Regions from separate parts of the Homo sapiens genome. Here region 1 is linked to region 2. A link is a loop called in an ENCODE intact Hi-C map of the cell type or tissue named here. Cell type or tissue: GM12878. All regions are shown on one strand. Each heading gives the region's core, and the rest is flanking DNA. Links, peaks and the distances in the headings are about the cores only.

The links. Peaks named below come from ENCODE experiments on the same cell type or tissue, not always from the same donor. Only the 100,000 strongest peaks of a DNase experiment are listed, where the experiment ranks them.
Region 1: a loop joins it to region 2, with 3 times the contacts of the local background. A loop is called at or near these places in 1 of 110 quality-filtered maps.

Annotation. Positions count from the first base shown.
Region 1 is chr5:90,013,355-90,017,765 of GRCh38, reverse strand. MIR3660 (microRNA 3660) reads left to right here and starts at 1,046; the gene lies at 1,046-1,145. RefSeq lists an enhancer at 3,006-3,055. In GM12878, for the core only: no CTCF peak of the experiment used is centred there; DNase peaks (open chromatin) are centred at 2,035 and 3,085; H3K27ac peaks cover 2,379 bases.
Region 2 is chr5:89,306,212-89,310,622 of GRCh38, reverse strand. The region is part of intron 7 of MEF2C-AS1 (MEF2C antisense RNA 1); the gene reads right to left. Among named protein-coding and RNA genes, the nearest start is that of LINC02161, 270 kb to the left of the region's middle. In GM12878, for the core only: no CTCF peak of the experiment used is centred there; a DNase peak (open chromatin) is centred at 1,862; H3K4me3 peaks cover 284 bases; H3K27ac peaks cover 2,648 bases.

The sequences.
Region 1 (4,411 bases), core at 297-4,296, 710 kb before region 2:
TTGAAAACTTAGGTTTCACCAAGCTATTCTGCTACAGTCACCACGGCTTTAATGATTGCCCTTTCCTCAAGTCTATTCTTGTTTACTCCTCAACAGAAAGAACTTTAGATTAGTGTATGTATCTCCATCTTTTCGTGGCTACTGAACCTCCTTTTCTCCTGAACACCTTGTTGAGAACAATTTAAGAGTCTGGCTTTATACTTCCTCTGCAATAAAGAACAAAATGTTCCCGGCATGATAATTCTACTTGGGAATGGATAAGTTCTCATATGCTTAAATTCTGAAAGGTACGTGAGATGGTCTGTTCTAAATGACAGGTTGCCATGGTTACATCCTTCTGTGGCTCACATGGGGATAGGGCCAATTATCAAGTTTTGTTTGGTTGATTTTAAGTAGTTTGTTACCTGGATACTCAACAAATAAGAAAACTGGGGGGAAAAAAGACTTGTTTTCTTCTTCCCTAGAAAGGAAGCAGTCATTGTTGGGGGGAAAGCCCTTAAATTCCAAACAACATGGTAAATTATTTAGTTCAGATAGAGTTTCTAAATTGTTGACTTTATTTCGGGACTAGCATAAGGCCTGTGAACTAAGATAGCTTTAAATGCTATGAATTGGATTTTTTGTTAGCTCTGTTGATCCTATAATATTTGTGTTAAGTAATTCATTCCCCTCCTCTTTTCCAGATTTGTCTGGTGCTTTTCAAATGCGTGTGTGTGTGTGTGTGTGTGTGTATTTTAAGTTAGTCCTTTTGTGAGTTTTGCTGCTCGGCCTCATTCCTCCCTCCCATGGTGGAAGTAAGATTGTTAATTAATGATATTCCAGAGGCAATTTCTGGAGTGACTATTGGAAAACCCTTCTTAATTAACAAAATGATAAATTCCCCACTGCAGCAGTGCTGCAAGTGAAGTTCATCTGTGTCATTCAAAATCTATGATTTTAAAACATTCTCTGACATTTTTTTGAGGATATTGGGCATTTAAAGTCTGGATCTTTTATCAAAGTTTCCGTAGCCAGCTGGAGAAGGAGAAATGCAGAGTGAAAAGGAGAAAGAAGAACTGGACAAAATTAAAATGCTCTTCTGTCATTGTAATAGTTCATATGGGCACTGACAGGAGAGCATTTTGACTTTGTCAAGTGTGTCTGCTACTCATTTATTCCATCTCCTGCTTGTTACCGAAGTTTCAGATTAAATGTAAAGATATGAATGTATTGCCATAATAAATTTATAAGTGGATATTTAAAGAGCAAAGATTTGAATGACACAAATGAACCTCGGTATAGCAGTAAAGTGGACAGGATTTGCAGAAAGATGCCACAGAGTCAGAAATGACTGCTGGAATCGCCTTAATTAAAAAAAAAAAAAAAAAAAAAAACTAAAAAAACTTGAGCTTCATAAGCCGCCATAGAAGGTGTCTAATGTGAAATTAGGCTTACTTTACATTATTTATGCCACTTTAAAACGATGTAATAAAAGCTTTCAAAAATCTGATTAAGCTGTATTATTCAAATACAAGGCACTTACTTAAGCAATGGAAAAGCTAAGCTGTTAAATTTGGGGGCAGGGAGTAAGATTCTAGACAAAGTTAAAGCAGCATGTTTTTAAAAATGTATGGTTTCTTTTTAAGATATCTAGAAAATACAATTAACTTTTTGAAATCATATTTAGTTGAGTGAATAGTAATCCCAATGTAGTAAACTGTAGAGATAACACTTTCTAAGGATGCCTTATCTTACTTCCCACAAGAGGCTTAGGGTTCCTTTAAATGTCATGGGAAAACTGCATAACCTAAGATACTCCTGTAGGGTTTGCATAACACTGGTATGCATAATAAGAAAGAAAGCAATGTGAGGGGGCACCCAGCTTCTATGACCTGATGTGTGGTGAGGACCCAGAGCACAGGGCTGAGAAGAAGCAATGGGGAGTTAAAATGAGGACATGGGGATAAATTATTTGACATGATCCTGAGCAGACCTGACTTTTGTAATGACACTCAAACAGCAGATAACCCTGAAGGCAATCTGAAAAAGAAGAATACAGTGGTCACACTAGCAGATAGGAAAGAGATGAGTAAGCTTTTCTGAATTGTCTGAATCACTACTGAAAAGCACGTCCTTCGACTGTGAACACCACTTCTCTTTTCTTCTCATGTCTGCTGCCCTTCGGCTAATACAGTGTAAGAATTCATTTTGTTTATCTGCTCCAACACAGAATAACTCCAGTGAGGATAAAGTTATAAGGATTGTAAGGAAGAGGGAAAGAAAAATGTATACAAAAATAACCATGGAAGTTTCAGAATAATAGCATGAGAAGAAAAAATTTGTTTAGGTTGGTTTTCTGATATTATCCAAATAAATATTACTTTCAAAATCATAATATCTGCCTTGAGCTTAAATGGAGAGAAAGGAAATGGAAAAGTTCCTTACTGAATCTGAGATCTAGTGTTTTGTTTACACTTGAATATAGGTAGTAAATCTTAGGAGCAGTTCAGTTAGAATAATCATTTTAAAATTACTTATGGGACTAAAAAGCTTATGCTTTTAGCAGACCCATTCAGTAAATTGGGGTGAGAGGAGAAAATGGGGCTCTTTAGCAAATGACCAACATCTACAGATTTTGCCTAATAAGACATTTCTATGGGGCAGATGCCTTATCAAACTTTCAAACAATTAAACTTGGTTTTATTATAAAGTCAAGCTGATAGTAAATGTCTTTACTTTTTAAAGTAGATTTTATTGGTTATATAACTACTCACACAAACTGGGAAAAATCATTTTAATGTATGGCACAGATCTTAGATAAATGATATATGAGATAGAATTTCCAGATTCTAGGTATAGGGTACGGTCACAATTTATAAATTGCAAATGAAGGGTATAGTCTGTAAGTAACTAATCTAATCTTTCTCATGACCTCTATGTCACTGAATACTGTGCAGGGAGGGGTGGTGGGATGAAAACTTGACAATTAATGGTCTCCCAGTCTCTTCATATTTTAGACAATTTCTCTTGAAAAAAGAAGAGATTCTTTGGGTTTCCTTTCACCTCCAGATAGCATCTGGGTAGATTGGTGGCAATGAGGATAGTGCTGCTAGTCCCAGCTGGCCTCCTTGGTTGTCATGAAGGCAACCACTACTGAGATTCATGGTCCCAGTTATTTGCATGCAAGTACACTAAAAACTCACCACAATTTCTTAGTCCTGACCCCAGGCCTCTGCTATTTCACCAGTCTTCTCAGTACCTTGAACCCTTACTGAGGCATGCAAAAACTTCTAAGCCCCTCCACATAGGCCTTGGGGACTGGGATCACAGCCTCTGGCTCCTGTCTCTAGCCACCTCCCTGTAACAGCACTGAGCTACCCACCTCCTTCCCTTCCTTCCTCTCCTGCAAGACTATTCCTAGATGTTTGCAATGACTCTCAGGCTTTGGAGAAAGAAGACCTTTGCTATTATGTTCCCAAATTTCCTCATAGATATTTAGAGTTTCTGTAGGCCCCTGCCTCAAGTTTGGCCCCTTTTGCTGCACCTCTGACTCTCGTCTTGATCCTTATTCCATTAGGGCCAAGAGGGGGAGGGCTGTCTACTTTCTCTTTCTATATGGAAGCACTTAACCTAAGCTATGCACTCCTTTTCAGTTTCACTGAATTTTTCCTGCTTCATTTAACTCAAAATGCAGTCATCAAATCTTTATAATCCCATCAAGTCCCTGTGAACTCAACCCCCACCACGTCTCTGATTTTACCTTCTACTAGTTTTCCTGTTTTTTATTTCACTCCAGGTACATAGACTTCCCTATTTTTCCTTGAAAATGCCAAAGGTGCTCCAACCTCGGGAACTTTCATTTATTTTTTCTCTCTGTCTGGAATTCACATATGCCATACATTAACATGGCTTGTTTCCTCATTTTTAATTTCCTCATCTCTTTTATATAACCTCTTGTCATAGACCCCTTTTGTGCTCACCTTAAGTGAAGTGGAAATTTTCCTTCCCTCCACCATGTCCAGCTCTCTATTTCCTTATGCTTCTTTGGTATATCTTCATGGTACCATTCATCTCAATATCATGTATTTACTGTACATATATTTTTATCATCAGTATTTTCCTATCTGAATGTAAACTCTGTAAGACTGGGATTCTGTTTTACTGAATAGGATAGCCCTAGTACTTAGAATAGTATCCAGCACATAGTGATGAATACACACACAGGCATATGTGAATTCAGCATGCATCCATACATATATTTGTCATGAGTGGGTGAATAAATGTTAGATGATATGCAGAAAGATAAAATGGATCACTAGAAGAAAACATGCATGGGGAGATATCTCCAAAAAGAATTTCCAGCACAGAGATTACTTATATTTCATATGTTAATGTTAGCATTTTTTTCATTTCTATATATTTTTAAAGATAT
Region 2 (4,411 bases), core at 323-4,322:
CATCATATATGTATATCACATGGAATATATATATTCCATCATATATGTATATCACATGGAATATATATATTCCATCATATATGTATATCACATGGAATATATATATTCCATCATATATGTATATCACATGGAATATATATATTCCATCATATATGTATATCACATGGAATATATATATTCCATCATATATGTATATCACATGGAATATATATATATCACATGGAATATATATATATTCCATCATATATATGGAATTCCATCATAGCATTTGCAGCGACCTGGATGAAATTGGAGAATATTATTCTAAGTGAAGTAACTCAGGAATGGAAAACCAAACATTGTATATTCTCATTGATATGTGGGAGCTAAGTTGTGAGGACGCATAGGCATAAAAATGATACAATGGACTTTGGAGACTTGGAGAGAAGAGTGGGAGGGGAGTGAGGGATAAAAGACTAAAAATAGGGTGCTGTGTATACTGCTCAGGTGATGGGTGCATCAAAATCTCACAAATCACCACTAAAGAACTTACTCATGTAAGCAAACACCACCTGTACCCCAATAACCTATGGAAAAATAAAAATAAAAAATAAAGAAAATAAAGAAAAATAGACCAAGGCACATAAAATCAATGAGTGGATAAAGAAATTGTGATACACACACACACACACACACACACACACACACACATATATATATACACAAACACACACATATCACATGGATTATATATATATATATTCCATCATATATATATATAAATCACATGGAATATATATGTATTGCGATATATATATATATCACATGGAATATATATATATTCCACCATATATATGGAATTCCTATATATATATATATATATATATATATATATATATATATATAGGAATTGATGGAATACTACTCAGCCATAAAAAGGAATGAGTTAGAGAAAGAAACAATGCCAAGCCAATAATCAATATGACATCCATAGGAAAAACAGTGAGGAGACCTATTTGACAAGAGCATACAATGCCTTAAAAACTTAAGGTGAGAAAAGTGAGTTGAAAATGAAAATGATGAGCTAACTTGCATTTCACCTTATAAGGTAAAAGACCTTTTGAAGACGGTAATTGTGTAATTGGAGTTGCCATTTATGCAATTATGTCAGGTAGTGACTTGTAAGATGGATAAGCCAGAGGAAACATGAGAGATAGCAAAGCCCAATCCAGATTTTGGTGTGTGTGTGTGGTAAATCACAGTAAAGTGAGGAACCCACAGGTGCTAGAAGGGCAACAGAAAAAAAAAAAAAAGGAATAGGAGAGGATTTGTGAGTCACTGTTAATGAATTTCTAGGTTCTGTCATCTGATTAGATTTAAAACCTGGGTTAAGAACTGTGATCTCTTCAAGATGAATTTTCAAACTTTGATGAGTAGGAGAAGCATCCCAAGGAGAATTTATCAAAAAAAAAAAAAAAGATAAGCCTAACATTAAGCATCAGGCAGTTTAACATGTATGAGTCTGTTGAGAGATCCTTTCAAGCCCCCACAGCATATTCACAAAAGTAGATTTGCTGCTTGAAATCATGAAAGCAGATGCTTTTCTTTGACCAGGACCATTACTAAAAATACCCTCCAAATTTCTTTTGTTTTAGATGAAAGTGCTGCTTAGGTAAATGCGAGCTTTCAAATTTAAGGTGCTGCTATTGTTACTTAGATGTGTTCTTCTTACTTGAGAGTTATATTTCCTGTGGCTTGGGTGTTTTCTGATAATACTAGTACATTCTGAGGGCCCCTCGCACAAATTGGAGGGAACGTCTTCTAGCCAAGCCTGACAAGGCTCATGGCTTTCCAAATGAAGGTCAGAGAGAGTACAGCATTTTGTCATGCAACTCTCCCCAGAAGGTTCAATGGAGCCGACCACTGTGACCACTGCTGTCACTGCTCAGTGATTGACAGTTACATTGCTCAATTCTGTACTCTCATTCCATTTTGTTGTAGTGAAAAATGCAGGTGATTTTGTGTCCTACAGACTTGGACTCTAAGTCTGTTTTAGCCATTTTGGTTACAAACTCATTTAATATAATAATTTTTAATTTAGAAATCTAGGCTTCATCAATTCTACCAGAGATAGTGATTTAATTGTGCAAACTTGAATTGTTATTCATTGTTTTTATACTGTTAATTGACAAATAAAAGTTGTATGTTTGTGATGTAAAATATGATGTTTTTGAGATATATATATATATCTCAAATCAATCTATTTACCTTACATACTTTTTTTGTGTGTGTGGTGAGAACCATTAAAACCTTCTCTCTTAGCAATTTTTTAATATGCAATATGATATGTAAAATAAATCTCTTAAACTTATTTATCCTTTGTAACTGAAATTTTGTTTCCTTTGGCCAATATCTTCCCAATCTCCTATCCCCTACTCCCCAGCCTCTGGTAACCACTGTTTTACTCCCTATTTCTGTGAAATCTTATCATTTGCAACAACATGGATGAACTGGAGGACATTATGTTAAATGAAGTAAGCCAGGCACAAAAAGACAAATACTACATGATTCCATTTATACATGGAACACAAAACAGTTTAACTGAATTTTTGACAACTACTAAAATGGACATTCAGGCAGTTATATGAAGTCAGAAGTAGAACCACGTACTAATCTTCCTTCCCTGTTATCCACCTTAATTATTAATAACATTTTTCCAACATACCACTTTGGTAGTAGATTTGATGATTCCATTCATTTATTTAAAAATATAAATGGGTGCCTATTATGTTCCAAGCAATGTGGTAGGCTCTGAGGACTCACAAGTAATATACACACAGATTTATCCTCAAGTGGTTTATTGTCTAGGGACAGAGAAAGGAACATATACTTTTTTTGAGAATGTTTTTGTCCAGACTTTGAGAAGATATTTATTAGGCAGTCAATGAACCCTTAAAACAATATAGGTTAACACCTATAAAGCAGAGGATGCTATAAAGCAGAGGATGTGGAGAAATAGGAATGCTTTGACACTGTTGGTGGGAGTGCAAATTAGTTCAATCATTGTGGGAGACAGTGTGGCAATTCCTCAAGGATCTAGAACCAGAAATACCATTTGACCCAGCAATCCCATTACAGAGTATATACCCAAAGGATTATAAATCATTCTACTATAAAGACACATGCACACATAGGTTTATTGCAGCACTATTCACAATAGCAATGACTTGGAACCAACCTAAATGCCCATCAATGATACACTGGATAAAGAAAATGTGGCACACATACACCATGGAATACAATGCAGCCATGAAAAAGGATGAGTTCATGTCCTTTGCAGGGACATGGAGGAAGCTGGAAACCATCATTCTCAACAAACTAACAGAGGAACAGAAAACCAAACACCGCGTGTTCTCACTTATTAAGTGGGAGTTGAACAATGAGAACACATGGACATAGGGAGGGGAACATCACACACCAGGGCCTGTTGGAGGGTGGGTGGCTAGGGGAGGGATAGTATTAGGAGAAATACCTAATGTAGATGACGGGTTGATGGGTGCAGCAAGCCACAGTGGCATGTGTATACATATGTAACAAACCTACACATTCTGCAATGTATCCCAGAACTTAAAGTATTATATATATATTTCCTGATAACAGAATCTCACAAATCAATTTTCTAAATATTATTCATCCAAACATTTTTGACAGCCATTAGCCAAACTTCTAATGCTTCATTTATTTACTCCCAGAAATTCCCACAAATTTAATGCATCAGTTTCTAGACAGTTGTTTCTGGACTTTTTATGTTCTCATTGAAATATAGAGAGGAAAAATGGTACTAGAATGAAGAGTCAAATATTACAAGATATCATGTGTCTGGTCATAATCCCTTTTAATTTTCTAAGAATGCAAACCTGGGACTCCTTTTTTGGAAACAAAAATTCCTATTCAGAACTGAAATTGTTCTGACAAGACTCAAGCTAGCTCAGGCAAAGGAGTTACTTCCTCCATGAGATGAAAAATAAAATGAAGCTAGACCTATGCTCTAACAATATACCTTCTGGTACTTATTCCTCTGGCACTTTTGTCCACACCCAGAGACTGAAGTTATTGCACCCAAAGGGAGTATTTTTATCTTTAATTATTTATCTGTAATTGATTATCTTCTAATTAATGAGTTTAATTTAAAGTAATTATAAAATACTCTTCTTTTTCCTAATTTACAAAGAATTAGAGCTGAGGATATTAAATGGTTTCAGGGTACAGGCAGGAAGTGACTTTATTGTTCCCTAGCCATTGCCTTTTAATATTCTATGACAGATCTGCTTTCTGTGCTATTTGACAATAATTTGGGCATATCTTAGATTTCCAATCACTTTCAGTTGTTAGAACACACGATAAGTCAATGATGATGAGAGAGAGAGATAAA